Linked DNA regions of Homo sapiens: region 1 is linked to region 2. A link is an interaction called in ENCODE POLR2A ChIA-PET data of the cell type or tissue named here. Cell type or tissue: HepG2. All regions are shown on one strand. Links, peaks and the distances in the headings refer to the core of each region. The heading gives the core; the rest is flanking DNA. Region 1 has its middle 43 kb from the start of HNF1B. Region 2 overlaps DDX52 (DExD-box helicase 52).

Region 1 (9,213 bases), core at 386-8,385, 160 kb after region 2:
TGCATCAATGTTTATGAGGGATATTGGCCTGAAGTTTTCTTTTTTTGTTGTATCTCTGCCAGGTTTTGGTATCAGAATGGCACTGGCCTCATAAAATAAGTTTGAGAGGAGTCCCTCCTTTTCAATTGTTTGGAATAGTTTCAGAAGAAATGGTACCAGCTCCTCTTTGTACCTCTGGTAGAATTCAGCTGTAAATCCGTCTGGTCCTGGGCTTTTTTTGGTTGGTAGTCTATTAATTATTGCCTCAATTTCAGAACTTGTTATTGGTCTATTCAGGGATTCAACTTCTTCCTGGTTCAGTCTTGGGAGAGTGTATGTGTCCAGGAACTTATCCATTTCTTGTAGATTTTCTAGTTTATTTGCATAGTGGTGTTCTTAATATTATCTGATGGTTGTATTTCTGTGGGGTCAGTGGTGATATCCCCTCTATCATTTTTTTTTGTGTCTATTTGATTCTTCTCTCTTTTCTTCTTTATTAGTCTAGCTAGCAGGTTTTTTTTTTTTCCCCTCAAAAAATCAGCTCCTAGATTTGTAGATTTTTTGAAGGGTTTTTTTATATCTCTATCTCCTTCAGTTCTGCTCTGATCTTGGTTATTTCTTGTCTTCTGCCAGCTTTGGGGTTTGTTTGCTCTTGGCTCTCTAGTTCTTTTAGCTGTGATGTTAGATTGTCAATTTGAGATCTTTCTACCTTTTTGTGTTATAGCATTTAGTGCTATAAATTTCTCTGTTAACACTGCTTTAGCTGCATCCCAGAGATTCTGGCATGTTATCTCTTTGTTCTCGTTGGTTTCAAAGAACTTCTTGATTTCTGCCTTAATTTCATTATTTACCCGGGTATCATTCAGGAGCAGGCTGTTCAATTTCCATGTAGTTGTGTGGTTTTGAGTGAGCTTCTTAATCTTCAGTTCTAATTTGATTGTGCTGTGGTCTGAGAGACTGTTTGTTATGATTTCAGCTCTCTTGCATTTGCTGAGGAGTGTTTTACTTCCAACTATGTGATCGATTTTATAGTAAGTGCCATGTGGTGCCAAGAATGTATATTCTGTTGCTTTTGGGTGAAGAGTTCTGTAGATATCTGTCAGGTCCACTTGATCAGAGCTGAGTTCAAGTCCTGAATATTTTGTTAATTTTCTGTCTTGATGATCTGTCTAATATTGGCAGTGAGGTGTTAAGGTCTCCCACTATTATTGTGTGGGAGTCTAAGCAAAAATTGACAAATGGGATCTAATTAAACTAAAGGGCTTCTGCATAGCAAAAGAAACTATCATCAGAGTGAACAGACAACCTATAGAATGGGAGAAAATTTTTGCAATCTATCCATTTGACAAAGGTCTAATATTCCGAATCTACAAGAAACTTAAGTTTACAAGAAAAAAACAACCCCATTAACAAGTGAGCAAAGGACATGAACAGACACTTCCCAAAAGAAGGCATTTATATGGCCAACAAACATAAAAATAAAGGGTCAACATTACTGATCATTAGAGAAATGCAAATCAAAACCACAGTGAGATACCATCTCACGCCAGCCAGAATGGCGATTATTAAAAAGTCAAGAAACAGTAGATGCTGGTGAGGCTGTGGAGAAATAGGAACACTTTTACACTGTTGGTGGAAATGTAAATTAGTTCAACCATTGTGGAAGACAGTATGGCAATTCCTCAAAGACCTAGAACCAGAAATGCCGTTTGACCCAGCAATCCCATTACTTGGTATGTACCCAAACGAATATAAATCATTCGATTACAAAGATACATGCACACATATGTCCATTGCAGCACTATTCACAATAGCAAAGATGTGTAACCAACCCAGTGGTAGACCGGATAAAGAAAATGTGGTACATATACACCATGGAATATCATGCAGCCATAAGAAGGAATGAGATCATGTCCTTTGCAGTGGCATGGATGGAGCCGGAAGCCATTATCCTCAGCAAACTAACACAGGAACGAAAAACCAAACACTGCATATTTCCACTTATAAGTTGGAGGTGAACAGTGAGAACACATGGACATAGGAAGGGGAACAACACACACTGGGGCCTGTTCGGGGGTGGGGGAGGGAGAGAATCAGGAAAAATAGCTAATGCATGCAGGGCTTAATACTTAGGTGATGGTTTGATAGGTGTAGCAAACCACCATGGCACACATTTATGTATGCAACAAACCTGCACATCCTGCACATGTATTACGGAACTTAAAATAAAATAAAATAAAAAATATAGCATAAAGATACAAAACTAGACATACTAATTCTAGTTAGAAATGTAATTATGATGTTACATTTTTATGATCAACAATTATGTTGTGGAAATTATACAAACACACATCACTGACTTGAATGAAATGCATAAAATTGTAGCAAAGCTTTGTAGTTACAAAAAACAAAAAAAAATTACCAAAGAAAGCACAAGTTTTTGGAGGGGAGGGGTTTTTTTTCCTTTCTTTTTTTTTTAAATTATACTTTAAGTTTTAGGGTGCATGTGCACAATGTGCAGGTTTGTTACATATGTATACATGTGCCATGTTGGTGTGCTGCACCAATTAACTCGTCATTTAACATTACGTATATCTCCTAATGCTATCCCTCCCCCATCCCCCAACCCCATGACAGGCCCCGGTGTGTGATGTTCCCCTTCCTGTGTCCAAGTGTTCTCATTGTTCAATTCCCACCTATGAGTGAGAACATGCGGTGTTTGGTTTTTTGTCCGTGAGATAGTTTGCTGAGAATGATGTTTTCCAGCTTCATCCATGTCCCTACAAAGGACATGAACTCATCATTTTTTATGGCTGCATAGTATTCCATGGTGTATATGTGCCACATTTTCTTAATCCAGTCTATCATTGTTGGACATTTGGGTTGGTTCCAAGTCTTTGCTATTGTGAATAGTGCCGCAATAAACATACGTGTGCATGGGTCCCAAAGAATGCACAAAATTAATGTCTATTCCACCTTTGTGTCATATTCCTGGATTCTCATGATATAACTTTGACAGATGAGGAGTTGGTTCTTACAGATGAGCAAAGAAAGTAGTTTTTTGAGATGGAATCCACTCCTGGTGAAGATGCCGTGAACGTTGTTGAAATGACAACAAAGGATTGAGAATATCACATAAACGTAGTTGATAAAGTGGTGGCAGGATTTGAGAGAACTGACTCCAATTTTGAAAGAACTTCTATTGTGGACAAAATGCTACCAAAAAGCACTGCATGCTACAGAGAAATCTTTTGTAAAAAGAAAAGTCCATCTATGTCACAAACTTCATTGTCTTATTTTTTTTTAATTGCCACGGCAACCTCAATCTTCAGCAACCACCACCCTGATCAGTCAGCATCCATCAACAGTGAAGCAAGACCCTCTACTTGCGAAAAGATTACTACTCACTGAGGGCTCAGATGATTGCTACCATTTTTTTTTTTAGCAACAAAGTATTTTAAAATTAAGGTATGTACTTTTTAAAAGATGTGATGCTATGGTACACTTAATAGACTACAGTATAGTGTGACCACAACTCTTCGATGCACTGGGAAACCAAAACATTTGTGTGACCCACTGTGTTGCCATATTTGCTTTATTGCAGTGGTCTGGAACTGAACCCACGATATCTCCAAAATATGCCTGTAAAAACAGTAGGCTAAGTGTTATGATAAAGGAAATACAGAGTGCTATGGGACTAAAAGAAGGGGCATCTAGCTTAGCCTGTTGGGAGAGGGTCAGGGAAAGCTTTCTGAAGATGGTGACCCCTCAGCTGCACTTTGGAGGATGAGTGAGAAGACAAAAGGGGTAGGAAGGGTGTACCAGGCAAATGTAACAGCACGTGCAAATGCACAGAATTGTAAGAGAACATGGCACGTTCTGGTCCGACATTGTTCCATTATGGATGAGAAACTTGAAGCCCAGAAAAGGTGAGGAGACTACCCCAAGGTCACCCAGTGAATTAGTAGTAGGATCAGAATTTGCACCAAGACTTGCGTTTCCTTTTACATTGGATTTTCCACTATACCACAGTGCCTTAGGTTTGTAGCAGGGGATTCTGTGACTAGAGGTTGTTGAGACTGCAGCCAACTTTGAAAATGAGCTGCATGTGGGTGTGGGGGCTGGATCTGTCTCCGGCCCATCCCTGGCTGGAGCTGAGCCAGGAACTTGGCAGTTTCCAGGGCTGAGCCATCCAGCTCACCCCAAGGAAGCCTCGGCCTCCAGCCATGGCACTACCACGTGGTTTAATCATTAACTCCAAGTTCACAGGGCTGAAGCTGGAATGCACAGGACCTGGGGAGCAGACCGGGTCTCCAGGGAGCTAAGAGAAAGTTGGCTTTTGAGATGGGAGGGGACCAAAGTTTAGAATGGGGTTTTTCATCCCTGAATGGATCTATGTTCTGGGCTCAGGAACAAGGGCACTCGCTGTTACTCTCAATTTTGTTGGAGTTTACACATGTTGTTAGCTTGATTTCAGGATTTCCTTTCAACGTTCATAGCAGATTGTGTTTCCCTCTGCCACATCCCTCAGCCTGCATTCATCTACCCCACTAAACTGTGATGTTCCCCTCGGAGGGCAGGACTCAGTGCTTGGAACAATCTGGTGCATAGTTGGTGCTCATTAAATATAGGCTGATTGATTGAATAAATGAGGCCCTAACTCTGCCTAAAGGCATCCCAAAGCACATGCTTTTTAAAAAAAAAAAATTAAAAGACATAGAAACCTGGCTGGGAGTAGTGGCTCATGCCTGTAATCCCAGCACTTTTGGAAGCTGAGACAAAAGAATCACTTGAGCCCAGGGTTCAAGACCAACCTGGATAACAAAGTAAGACTCCGTCTCTTATGAAAATAAAAATGAAAAAAAAAAAAGAAATGATAACTGATTTTGCTTTAAAAGTTCAACAGAGATTCGCAAAAATCCCCAGAGATATTCTGTGCTATCATAAAATAGTCTAGCACCATGATGAGGTCCACTGTTGTAGAAGAGATGGACTGCTTTTTTTTTTTAATAATTTCAACTTTTATTTTAGATTCAGGGGTACATGTGCAGGTTTGTTGTCTGGGTATATTGTACGACAACGAGGTTTGGGGTATCAATGATCCTATCACCCAAGTAGTGAGCATAGTACCCAATAGGTAGTTTTTCGGCCCTTGCCCTCCTCCCTCCCTCTCCCCTTTTGGAGTCCCCAGTGTCTGCTGTTCTCATCTTTGTGTCTGTATGTACCCAGTGGTCAGCTCCCACTTATAAGTGAGAACATGTAGTATTTGGTTTTCTGTTCCTGCATTAATTCCTTTGAGATAATGGCCTCCAGCTACATCCATGTTGCCGCAAAGGATGTGATTTCATTCTTTTTTATTGCTGCATAGTATTCTATGGTGTATATGTACCACATTTGCTTCATCCAATCCACCGTGGATGGGCATCTAGGTGACTCCGTGTCTTTGCTATTATGGTATTTTTGGTAGAACGATTTATTTTCCTCTGGGTAGATACCCAGTCATGGGATTGCTGGGTCAAGTGATAGTTCTGCTGGGGATGTTCTTAAGGAGTCAGTGTGTGGATGACTGCAGAGTTTGTGAGGTTGCTTTGGCATTCTTGGGAGAGGGGGGCTATTCAGATATGAGGCCATGTTTTATTGAGGAAACAAAAGCCCAGTGGAGGTCAAATTCCACCAGCATAATAAAGGTAACTGCCTCTTTTGATTTCTGAAAGCTGTAACCTGCAATTGGAAAGACTGCATTATCAGTAGCATTGCTAAGCCCTGAAAATGCACCTTTAAAGGGATTTCTGGATTCCACATAACAAAACTTCCCCTGGAAGGTGAGGTGCAGGTGGCAGTAAAATTTCTGTTCTTTTTTGGTGAACCCAAGTTTCCTGATCTCGAAAGTAGAGACAGTCATCTCTTCTTCACAACGTACTGGTAATGGTTAAATGGAATGACAGTATATAACGTCCTTGGCACCCAGGAGATGTCAGTCCCAGTGAAAATTATCTTCTGTCTCTTAAAAGTAAAAATCCTGAACCGATATACACAGCCAGAGATGTGGAGATACATTTTGCTCTTAGATGCCATGTGTGTGGTGCCCAGTGATTCGGAGACCAATCTGGAAGGGAAAGAATCACTCTGCTGAATGCTGGCTTAAAGTGTAAATGTGTGCCGATAGTGTTGCTATAGCCAGCACTAGAGCATACTGGGAGAAGAAACTTCCCTTGCAAGAATAGTCACTCTCCTGGAAAGTGACTATTGGTTGGAATTGAGCCATAAAGGCTGCCGACTCTCACCCTAGCAAATTCTGTGTCAGCCCAAGGTCCTGGACATTCTGGGCAAACTGGCCAATGTCAGGGAGCTCTTTCTGTACCAGCCTCTGGGTCCTTTTTTTAATTTGTGGGTAAGTGACCTATCATACAGCCAGTTTGCATTTACCTCTGTCTACCACCTGTAGTTGTCAGGGTTCTGTAAGTTCTTTAAAGTTCTAGCACTCAGTGATGATTATGTCAGGGGAAAAAATTCAGGAAGGACCTCAGGCTTAGGTTCCTCCAACTTCCCACCTGCCCTTGGTCTCAGCAACAATGGAGAACAAATTGCCTTTGCAAGGAATTGGAAGATGCTGAGCTGCTCTGGCCACCTGATCTCTTTTTCCCTTCCCTTTATCATTTCTCTCCTTTGCCCTAAAACCTGAGATGAAATGAGAAGTAAATTGCCAAGGGAGATCCTCTCCTGGGGCAAATTTCCTGTCCTTGCTTATGGGCACAGAGACCCTGAGTGGGAAGGCCAGTTGCAGGGCACTCTCCCAGAACCAGCCCTGGGGTGACAGGTGCAGGCAGGATCCACGCTTTCATGGGGGAGGGGAAGGGTTGCAAAAGAGGAGGAGGAAGAAAGACTGTGGGAGACCCCAAGGGCTGCCCCTATTTCTCTACTCCACCCCAACCTGAAACTTACTGTCGGTCTCCACCAAGCCTGAGAGAGAGAGAGAGAGAGAGAGAGAGAAAGAGGGAGTGGGGAGAAAGAGACAGGGAGGGGGAAATCAAAGAAAATTGCAAAAGTCAATGGCCTGGAACTAGAGGCAGCCTCAGCAACTGCAGTGTGACTTTGATTCCCCTATCATAACCCTGAATTAAAAATTCAGGCAATTATCTGCATGGCTTCCTTCTGATTAGAACGAGCCGGAGCCTCATTAATGCATCAGCACAGAGGAAAGCCATTAGGGTCTGTGAAATGGAATGTTTCTCTGAGAACAGGTTCCGCTTGATGTAGAATACCCAGCAAAAAGAAATTTCACACATTTTTGAGCTCAGAGTCACAGGACGGCACCCAGCTTCAGGGCTGCAGACCCCGCCACCACAGTCGGCACCTCTCAGCTGGCTCTGGGTGAAAGCCACCTTTGTTTCGCAGCCTCTCTCTGGCACCTCCATCCACTGCATTGTGTGGAGGGAGGCTGAAGGAGCTGAGGGGCTGAGGGGCTTGCTGGGTCCTGAGACACTGAGTCAGCCTTCAGCCAGGATCCCCAGTTTCAAAGGCTTTGAGCCACAGGGAGCACGGGAACTTCACAGGAACACTGCCCTCCTCTGCTAGAAGAACTAGAATAGAAGCACCGTCGAGGACAGTGAAGGTCCTAGACTCCAGAAAAGGTCAAAGTATCTTCATGGCCCCCGCAATTCTCGGTACTTTCTTCACCCACGTGGTAATTTGGTCATCCCAAGATGGCCAAAGCAGGATCTGGTGAAGCCCAGTCAGCCTTGGAAGGTTGTTGCTTAAGAGAGGGTGAAGGATTGGAGGGCATCTTTTATTCATGGTCCAGGGTACCCTGTATCCATCCCTTATTCTATAAGCTCGGAGCTTCCAGAAATGCAAATCTATGGCCCAATTTCTAAGTGGGTGAATATCCCTACAATATTTGGCATTTGGAAACTCTCATGCACCCCACTTTGGGACTTCTATAGGGGCAGCTTTCTTCCCTAAATGACTATATTGCTTATGGGGAAACCCAAGAGTGCTGTTCCAGACAAGTACCTTTGCAGCCCTAGTAAGTTCATCTCTTGGGAGAGTTGGGTTCAACTTGACTTTGTCTAAATTTTCTTCTAGTTGGTGGGTAGGACTTGGGTTTCCTCATTTCAGACATCTTGACATTTCTCCAATATGGTGATTCTCAGGACACCAAACATTAATCCTTAGGATGAACAACAAATAATCTCTTTAGGAGAAAAGTCAATGTTATATGGGAAGAACTGAAAAAGGTGAAAAAGTTTCTGTAGGAAGAGAACTAGTTAAGAGTTGATAGGATGCCAACCAAGAAAATGATATCCTTCAAACGGTTTGACTAAGCCACGTTCTTCTCCTGGCACACCTGTTAACTCTTCAGTGTTAAGAACCAGGGCTAAATGTCCGGGTAAAGCTGTGAACAGGGCGCATCCGTGGTTAGTGCAATGGAGTCCATGTAGTACTGATGGAATTTGTATCAACAGCGCCCCCTACTGCATATGAGCAAAACTGGACAACCCAATAGTAATTTGTTTTCGAAAGTGTTTTCAGCCAATCCCACGTTAGAAGGATACATTCCTGGTCATCAGGGAGTTTTTATGAAGCATGTTTTCAATACTGCAGACAGTTTTATGGGTGAAGGCTCCTAGAGTTTATCTCACTCTCTAACACAAACAAGATGCTTGGTGATTCAACCATGCTATTTGTGGGCTGTGAGCATCCATCTCTCTAACACTTAGCTGACAAAGTCAGACGTACTCGAGAATTACTTGTGACTTCAGATGATCCCATGTAAAGCGCTAACCTAAAGGCACCCCGAGTCTTGAGGAGGTGGGGTTATCTATCTCGGCTCATGTTGGTAGGGGAGTGAAAAGAGCTGGCCAAAGGTCGGGAATGTGGGCCTTCCAGGGAGAGAAGCTACTCCACCAGCTCAACAGAAAAGGCCTCCTTTCTGCCATCGGAAATGGTCAAATCCCAGCCGTTAGTACTGTAGCACCATTCACTAATTCCTTGATATTTTAAACATAGATGCTCTTCCCAGGCAAATCATTCCTTTCTTCCCGAGATCACTCAGCTACGTTTGCAATTTGTCACTCTATATTCACATGACAAACATTTTTCAAGCAATTATGATATGCCAGACATTGTTTAGAACAGGAGTGACAGCACCGAGCAGATGGCAAATGAAGAATTCCCTGTTCTTTGGAGCATACATGCTAGTTGGGGGTACAGATGACAAACAGAAAGACAAGC
Region 2 (9,123 bases), core at 99-8,098:
ATACTTTAACTTGAAGACAAAATTGTTATTTTTAAATGCTTTCTTCTAATTTTAAAAATATCTTGAAATGCCACCCATTAAAACTTATGTTTCAGTCATAAATTTTCAGGTATTTGATTAGTTATAAAAAATTTCTAACTGTAAAATTATTGAGTAAAATAATAAAAATATTTTTAAGGTTGTTATTACACATGGTTAAACATTTTTCATAATGATTAGCAAAGATTTATTTATAGACCAACAGTTAGGGGTGAGATATATTAAGACTTTATTAATACTCTGTAAGATGTTACAATGTACTGTGTTGTATCATAAATATTTTTCCCATTTAATTATTTTTATCTAAATATATTTAAATATACATTAACCATATTTAAATATGTTTAATTTCCCATTGAAATTATGTTTATGGTGAATTCATTCTGCTTTCCTGTTTTTTTTGTTTTTCAAGATGGAATCTCACTCTGTCACCCAGGCTGGAGTGCAGTGGGGCGATCTCGGCCCACTGCAACCTCCACCTCCCAAGCTCAAGCAATACTCCTGCCTCAGCCTCCCAAGTAGCTGGGATTACAGGCACACACCCATTTTTGTATTTTTGGAAGAGATGGGGTTTCGCCATGTTGGTCAGGCTGGTCTCGAACTCCTGACCTCAGGCGATCTACCTGCCTCTGCCTCCCAAAGTGCTGTGATTACAGGTGTGAGGCACCGTACCCAACCTTGCTTTCTTCTTATAAACAGGAATTTTAGGTTTAAAATAGGGTATTCTTTACTGTTCCATTGGCTACTTTTTCACTTAATATGGTACTACAAACACTTTTTCATATAGCTACAGTCTTCCTACATCATTTCAGGGGTTACATAATAATCCATCAGGTAGCAGTATCATAATTTCTTTAAACTTTTTTCTGTCACTGAGCATTTATTTAGCATAAAATGCTCCCCAAAATATTTTTTAAAAGGAAATATATATCAAGTGGCTCAGTGACATCAGGTTCTTCCTCTGTGGTCCACTTATTTAAGCCATCAAAGAAACTAAATCTTCTAGGTGGCCACAGAGCTCATGTTATACTCTGTGGATGGAAAAAAACACCTAAAAGCATGATGACAGGAATGTTAATATGACAATGTAAAAACCTTCTTTTAGATTACTCTAAAATAGAAAATCCTTAAACAATCTTGGCTTAAAAGAACACATTTCAATCAGTAAAACTCTCTCCCTTGCTAGTCTCAGGCCAAGAAACCTATCTCCTTCAGTCTTTAAAAAAGACTTGTATTTAAAAAAAAAATCAGTGTGATAATGTTGAGAAACAATTAAATACCTTGCTCCAATGGACACACTGATGACATTGTCCAGGTTGAGTTTGCACCACTGTTCAACATCATATGCAAAAGTTGCACTGAACATAGCTCTTCGGACCTTGTGGGATGTGCAGGCCAGGAAAATGGAAGCCAGCTGGTCTCTGAACCCAGTTTTGCCATCTTCAAACAGTTTATCTGATTCGTCTACTACAAGCCACTCAACACTAAGAAATAACAAAACAACTTGTGGATACTGAACTGAAAGATCCAAGACACTTCACTAAACTGTGGGGACAGTGGACACATGAGGAAGTCAAACTATAATGCTGCTTCTCAGATCCACTTTATCATACCAAAAAAAAAAAATAAGAAACACAAGCAGGTGTCATGGTTTGGCTGTGTATCCCCACCCAAATCTCATCTCGAATTGTAATCCTCACGTGTTGAGGGAGGGACCTGGTGGGAGGTGACCGGCTCATGGGGGCACTCTCTCTCTCTCTTCCCCATCTGCCACCATGTAAGATATGTCTTGCTTCCCCTTCTGCCATGACCGTAAGTTTCCTAAGGCCTCCCCAGTCATGCCCTGACTTGTGGGTCAATTAAACCTTCCGTTCTTTATAAATTACCCAGTCTCAGGTAGCTGTTTAGAGCAGCATGAAAACGGACTAACACAGCAGGAAAAAGGTAAAAGGAAGATAAACATAGCTTAATGTACCTATTCCAATAGCCTCAAAGATACGAGGTTCCATTTCTTTTCTATGAATTTTTTTAAAAAACCATTATTCTCAGTGCCAACACTGACTGAAGGTGGCAAACAGCAAGCTCCAAAGACAAAAAATACAAGCAATAGAGGACAAAATATAATTAACTAAATTAAAAATACACACGAAAGACATGAAAATATCATCTATACCTTGCTAGGTCGATTCCGGGGGGATCTTGCTTTAATAAATAGATTAGTCGATTTGGAGTAGTCACAAGAATATCTATAGGAAAAACAAATGGTAGAAATTGCAAAAACAGGATTTATCCCTCTTGAACTAGGAATTAAGCCTCCTCAACTTCAGTTAATAACCTGAAGTGGGAAGTAGTCATAGCCAACAACACAAAACTATTATATCCCTACTTTCCTTTTAATATATCTGAGCAGCTTTCTCTTTCTTTTTGAGACAGGGTCTTGCTCTGTCACCCAGCCTGGATGGAGTACAATGTGTGATCATAGCTCACTGCATGCAACTTCAAACTCTTGGGCTCAAGAGATCTTCTGGCATCAGCATTCTGAGTAGCTGGGACTACAGGCACATGCCACTGCACCTGGCTAATTTTTATTTATTACTATTATTTTTTTGAGACAGTCTAGCTCTGTCGCCCAGGCTGGAGTGCAGTGGCACAACCTCGGCTCACTGCAAGCTCTGCCTCCCGGGTTCACGCCATTCTCACTCCCGAGTAGCTGGGACTACCACTAGCTGGGACTACAGGCGCCCGCCACCACGCCCAGCTAATTTTTTGTATTTTTAGTAGAGATGGTAAATTTTTTTTTTACTTTTATTTTTGTAGAAACAGGGTCTCCCTATGCTGTCCAGGCTGGTCTCGAATTCCTGGGCTCAAGCAATCTCCCTGCCTCAGCCTCCCAAAATGCCGGATTACAGGCATGAGCCACAATACCCAGCCTCTTCTCAATTTCTAAGAGGAAAGAACAATTTAATTTTCAAATCTTTTTTTCCCCCAGGAAAATCATTTTTTTTACATGGAATTTTATGCAGAGGCCCAAGATTTAAACAAAACAAAACAGATGAAAGCTTATCTCCAAGTGGACAATGTCAAAAAACAAAAAGAAAAAAAAAAAAAATGAAAGCAGATTCTCTGGCTGATATAAGGGTGAGGATGTAAGCCGTTCTTTTTGTTTTTTTTAAGATGGAGTCTCACTCTGTTGCTCAGGCTGGAGTACAGTGGTGCAATCATAGCTCATGGCAGCCTTGAACTCCTGCGCTCAAGTGATCTTCCCACCTCAGACTCCCAAGTAGCTAGGACTACAGGCATGCACCACCATGCCTGGCTAATTTTTTTTTATTTAAAAAATTTCTTTTAGAGATGGAGTCTCGCTATGTTGCCAAGGCTGGTCCCAAACTCCTGGCCTCAAGCAATCCTCCCACCTCAGCTTCTCCATAGCTATAGGTATGGAGAAGATTACAGGTGTGAGCCACTGCACCCAGCTATGCATGCCATTCCTGTCTGCCAGAGTATTTCCATGGCAGATTAAAAATCAATGGTATAAATCAGAATTTTTTAGCCTCAGCACTGTTACCACTTTGGGCCACTAAGTGTTCGTTGCAGGGGACTGTCCTGTGCACCGCAGAATGTTTAACAACATCCTTGGCTATAGGCTAGTAACTACAGGCTAGTAGCACTTCTCCCCAGTTGTGACAACTACAAATGTCTCCAAATTATTGCCAAATGTCCCTGTGGTGAAAGGTGGGGGGCAAGATTGTCTCTATTTGAGAACTACTGGTATATATTTATGTATAACTTCTCAGTAGAGTGAGAAGGGGATCGCTTTAGTTCTTCTAAAATTCAAATTTTATACATACATGACTATACTTTAACAACACTTACATAGCAATTAGGATATTTATAATTTCCAGATTCCTTACATGCTCTATCTACATCCCATGTATGAATTCCTTACCAAACTTTTTAGATGATTTAGGTCCAAATTTCTTGGCTGCCACTGCTGCTTTGTGGATCATGTGTATTCTGAATCCTGTTCCCTCAGAAATTTTTATTAACTCTCTGTGAATCTAAAAAAAAAAAGATTAAAAACATTAGCTGCTAACATACTTGGACAAGATGTATACTCTTTTACATGATTAATGAAATAAATCTATTACCAACCCATGAATATCTGAAATTAAACTCATAACAATCTGTAGATTAACCTGAAATCTCAGCATTTTGAAACTTCAATGCCTAATAAGATTCAATAATTTCTTCAGGTGGAATAAACTAGTTCCCAGAGATAAAACTAACCTATTTTGTATTGTTTTCAGAATACAGTACTACTGGCCGGGTGTGGGGGCTCACACCTGTAATCCCAGCGCTTTGGGAGGCCAAGGTGGGTGGATCACTTGAGGCCAGGAGTTCCAGACCAGCCTGGCCAACGTGGTAAAACCCCATCTCTACTAAAAACACAAAAACAATTAGCCAGGTGTGATGGTGCGCACCTGTAATCTCAGTTACTTGGGAGGCTGAGGCAGGAGAATCACTTGAACCTGGGAGGCAGAGGTTGCAGTGAGCCGAGATGGCGCCGCTGCACTCCAGCCTGGTCCACAGAGCATGACTGTCCCAAGAAAAAATACACACACACACACACACACACACACACACACACACACACACACACACATAGTACTATTACAAGACTATTTCATACTTGATATGTGTTTCATATTAAGCACATTGGGAGGGTAGAACAGATCACTGTATACTTTTCCCTTCTAAAAAAAACAAACTGAGATGAGTCAGGCATAATGACTCATGCCTGTAAGCCCTGTACTTTGGCAGGCCAAGGTGGGAGGATCACTTGAACCCAGGAGTTCAAGACCAGCCTGGGTAACATAGGGAGACCTTGTTTCTACAAAAAGAAAAAAATTAACCAGGCGCAGTGGCATGTGCCTGTAGTCCCAGTTACTCAAGAGGCTGAAGAGGGAGATCTCTTGAGGCCAGGAGTTCGAGGTTGCAGTAAGCCATGATCACACCACTGCATGCCAGCCTGGGTAACAGAGTAAGAATCTGTGGCTAAAAAACAAACAAATAAATAAATAAAAACCAAAACTAAGATGAGTATTCATTTTTTTTAGATGAGAAAAATAAATGTCCAAGCAGGGCTATATTTAATTAGCCTTTCAACTTCAAAGACCTTAAAGCATTTACCAAAGAAGTGTAAATATTAAAATCACTGTGTTTTAGAAACTTACAGAAAGACTTAAAAGACTTGCCCACATGGAGTAAGATCCGGAGCACTGTGCTGTGTAGAGGATACTTGACCATGACAGAAGACGTGGGCCTTGCTTTTTAAGATCTTTTTATTACCTTCAAATAAGAAAGATCACTGAAGTAAAAACCAATCGCATACTCTTCAAAAGCTACAAGTCATACCTGGCTGGCAAGTTCTCGTGTTGGTGATATAATCAGGGCTCTGAAGCCTTTATTTGCGGGTTGTTTCAGCTGCATTAAAATAGGAATGCTAAAAGCTAATGTTTTTCCAGATCCAGTTGGAGCAGAAGCCAGAAGTTCCCGACCCTAAAAACATAGGGTATATTAAATACTACAAAGAAAGTACATAAATTTTTCAGAGCCTGGTCAAATAACGCTACCAGCCATAGAAAAAAACAAATACAATTTTACATAATGAATCTAATCTTTCAAGTCATATCTGCTTTCCTAACATCATCCATCCATGCCACCATCACCCCAACAAAGTTTCTGAGCATTGCCCTTAAATTCCCTTTGAATGAGTGTAAAGAATACGGGTAACTAAAACCCAAAGATAATCCATAACCTAAGTTATATCCATTATTTCAATTTTTCTTTTCCACTAAACTATTGTCAAAATAAAATTATAAAACCAACTTTTTGTCCTGGTATCTGTATTGTTCAATCACTAGGGAAGGTTTTATTGAACAACAAAATGGCTGAAGAAATAAAAAATGGCAATGACCTGAGGGCAGAGTAATTTACAGGAGACAATTTTCAAAAACTCACTGTGTTTTTTTTTTTTTTTTTTTTGACACAGAGTCTCACTCTGTCACCCAGGCTGGAGTGCAGTGGCGAGATCTCGGCTCACTGCAACCTCCGCCTCCCGGGTTCAAGTGGTTCTTCTGCCTTGGCCTCCCGAGTAGCTGGGATTACAGGCACACGCCACCATGCCCAGCTAGTTTTTGTATTTTTAGTAGAGACAGGGTTTCACCATATTGGCCAGGCTGGTCTTGAACTCCTGACCTCGTTATCTGCCCGCCTCGGTCTCCCAAAGTGCTGGGATTAGAGGCGTGAGCCACCGCACCTGGCCCACTGTGATTTTTTAAGCTTTAAGCTAAAGCCATGACAGAAACAATCTTAAACAAAAATTAAAAGCAAATTTACTATAACATAAGTCAACAGCATCATTTAAATGTATGAATGTATTCTCATTTCATCTCTCAAAGAAAATGAAAAGGACTAGTATAGAGATGAAAAGGTATCTTATATCCTTTGGAAACCAGAACTGAAGGCCATCTCGGTTACATGGGGAAAAAACCCAACTCTTATTGCTACAGAAACAAACCTCAGAAAAACTTAACGTCCGAAAACCTAAGTTAATCCATACCTCTATCAACAAGTGACTGGATAACAAATTGTGGTATATTCATACAACATAATACTACTTGGTAACAAACTATTGCTCTATGTAATACAGAAGAATCTCAAAGCATTACGCAAAGTGAAAGAAACCAGAAATAAAAGATTAATGTGTGATTCCACTCATATAAAACTCTAGAAGAGGCAAAAGGAATATACAGCAGTAGAAATCAGAATAGCAGTTGCCTCTGAGCAGGGGCAGGGTGAGGACTGAATGGAAAGGGCACAAGAAAATTGTCTGGGGTAATACATATGTTCTCTATCTTCACTGGAATAGTGGTTACACAGGGCATGCATTGCTGAAACTCACTAAACTGGGCACTTAAAAATCTATGCATTTTATTGTATGTAAAGTATACTTTAATAATAAAAAGTATTCGGAAAAATAAGTCAGTTTATGTACAAGAACTTTAGAAAGCATTTGTATTTCTGGAGTAGTTCCTGGGCATTATAAACTAAATAATGAATGTATGAATGAATAGAACATAATCCCCATTCTCCAAGGGGTTACACACTAGTAAAATGAAAAAGATAAATATGATTGGTGCGAATACAAAGTAGTTTAAAATGTAAAATAAATGTTGCAAGGAAAAGAACACACCAAATACCATGGAAGAACTGCAGTGTGGGGGAAAGGGTACTAGAAAAGGAAGAAGATCACATCTAGATGGAGTGATCAAGACAACTTTTATGGAGGCACAGGCATTTGATGAACCTTAAAAGGAAGTGAAGGATTTTAACAGGGGAGATAAGGTGGAAAGAAAGAGTTCAAGAAGAGAGGGAAGAGAATGAGCAAACACACAGAGGAAGGAATGTTACAGGCATTCTAGATCTTCATACTCACATGCAGCATAACTGGGATGGCTTGCATTTGGATTGGCGTAGGCATTTGGAAACCTGCATCTAGAATGTTCTGAAGTAGTCGAGAATTGATTTTATATTCCTGGTCAAGTTGCTGAAATGTAGCAATTGGGTCAGGAAGATCGGTTCCTTGGACGTGAATTTTGTGTTTATTCCGCAAGAAGTTTATCTGAAAAGTGAAGTAAAGAGGCCACCATGGATATGGCCAAATAAATACATTCTCAGATGTTATAAAGCAACATTAACAGTTTCTGGGATAACCTTTAGCAGCATATGAAACTTTTTGGTTAAATCCAAGAATCAAAACATCACAGATATTAGGTACATTTCATGCCCTTTCATAGAAAACCTTCATAAAATGTCTATGCTTTCTTCATATTAATGTGTTATTGTCATAGTCATAACTTCTAACCTTAAATAAACTTCTTAGAAGGCAGGCATTGAACCCATCTACTATTTTAATATGGTGGTTAACATACAAGTATCATTGCTTTTTGATGATTTACCCTAAAACTCTGATTATTAAAACTGAGTGCCAAAAAGTGGAGTCTAGTAGTGTTGATTTGGTTTGTTTCCCCATTCTCTGGACCAGAGACAGCCAAATTCTGGTTTCTGGGTTACTGAAGCATTGCCATAGTAATCCCTGAAGTGAGCTGAATACACCTCTCCATCAGGAATACGGCAGGTGTACAGCAGACACAAAAAAGGTATATTTGTTGTTTCTTCCATATCCTACTCCTCTTATTCCCAAGTCATAAAATACCTTTCTTAAGAATTCTAACCCTCTAATCTGTGTCAGAGGAAATCCTTCTAAACCGGTGAGCTCAACAGAGAAGAAAGGGAGCCAAATTTTGTTTGTTTATCGAAAGCAGTTACGAAATTTTAAAAATTTAATTCTAAACATACTATCAATCTTGAAACTTGAGCAGGTCAAGAATTTTATATATGTATCAGCAATTTAAACTTTAAAATGTTCACCCACAGCACAAATGCCTACTTTGCTTTAAGTTTTCATTAAAGTAAAATCTAAATGAATGTAATTAACCTTCTATCTTAACAAAACTATATTCACATTAACAACAGAATAACCCAAATCCAGCGAATAAGTCACTAGGTCAGAAAATATATATACTTTTGGCCCCAAAATATTTTTCTAACCTTTTCTTTTCTGAGATTCTCCAACTTTCCGGAAGTTAGTTTACTTTCTCTCTGAACTTTTTTGTCTTCAATCTTTGCTTCTACAGATGACATCCACTGTATAGTAGCACCTTCTTCTTGGGAAGCAATTTCTAAAATATATTTTTAAAAAGTAAAAGATTTTAACAGTCTAGGCAACATAGTGAGGACCCGTCTCTTCAAAAAAAAATTAAAAATTAGTCAAGGGTGGGTGGTGGTGCAAGCCTGTAGTCCCAGCTACTTAGGAGGCTGAGTGGGGAGGATCATTTGAGCCTGGGAGGTTGAGGCTGCAGACAGCTGTGATCATGCCACTGCATTCCAGCCTGGGTAACAGAGAAAAACCTTGTCTCAAAAAAAAAAAAAAAGAAAAAAGGTTTTAATCTTGGATGTATG

What was found. Peaks named below come from ENCODE experiments on the same cell type or tissue, not always from the same donor. Only the 100,000 strongest peaks of a DNase experiment are listed, where the experiment ranks them.
Region 1: POLR2A ChIA-PET joins it to region 2 with 10 read pairs; 2 of 35 experiments call an interaction of 5 or more read pairs at or near these places.

What each region holds. Positions count from the first base shown.
Region 1 is chr17:37,783,105-37,792,317 of GRCh38, forward strand. No RefSeq gene overlaps it. Among named protein-coding and RNA genes, the nearest start is that of HNF1B, 43 kb to the left of the region's middle. In HepG2, for the core only: no CTCF peak of the experiment used is centred there; a DNase peak (open chromatin) is centred at 4,237; H3K27me3 peaks cover 1,308 bases.
Region 2 is chr17:37,624,576-37,633,698 of GRCh38, forward strand. DDX52 (DExD-box helicase 52) reads right to left here. Exons shown (of 15, transcript NM_007010.5): 3 at 8,713-8,843; 4 at 7,538-7,723; 5 at 5,455-5,598; 6 at 3,986-4,097; 7 at 2,213-2,285; 8 at 1,320-1,523. Among named protein-coding and RNA genes, the nearest start is that of MIR378J, 14 kb to the left of the region's middle. In HepG2, for the core only: no CTCF peak of the experiment used is centred there; a DNase peak (open chromatin) is centred at 4,856.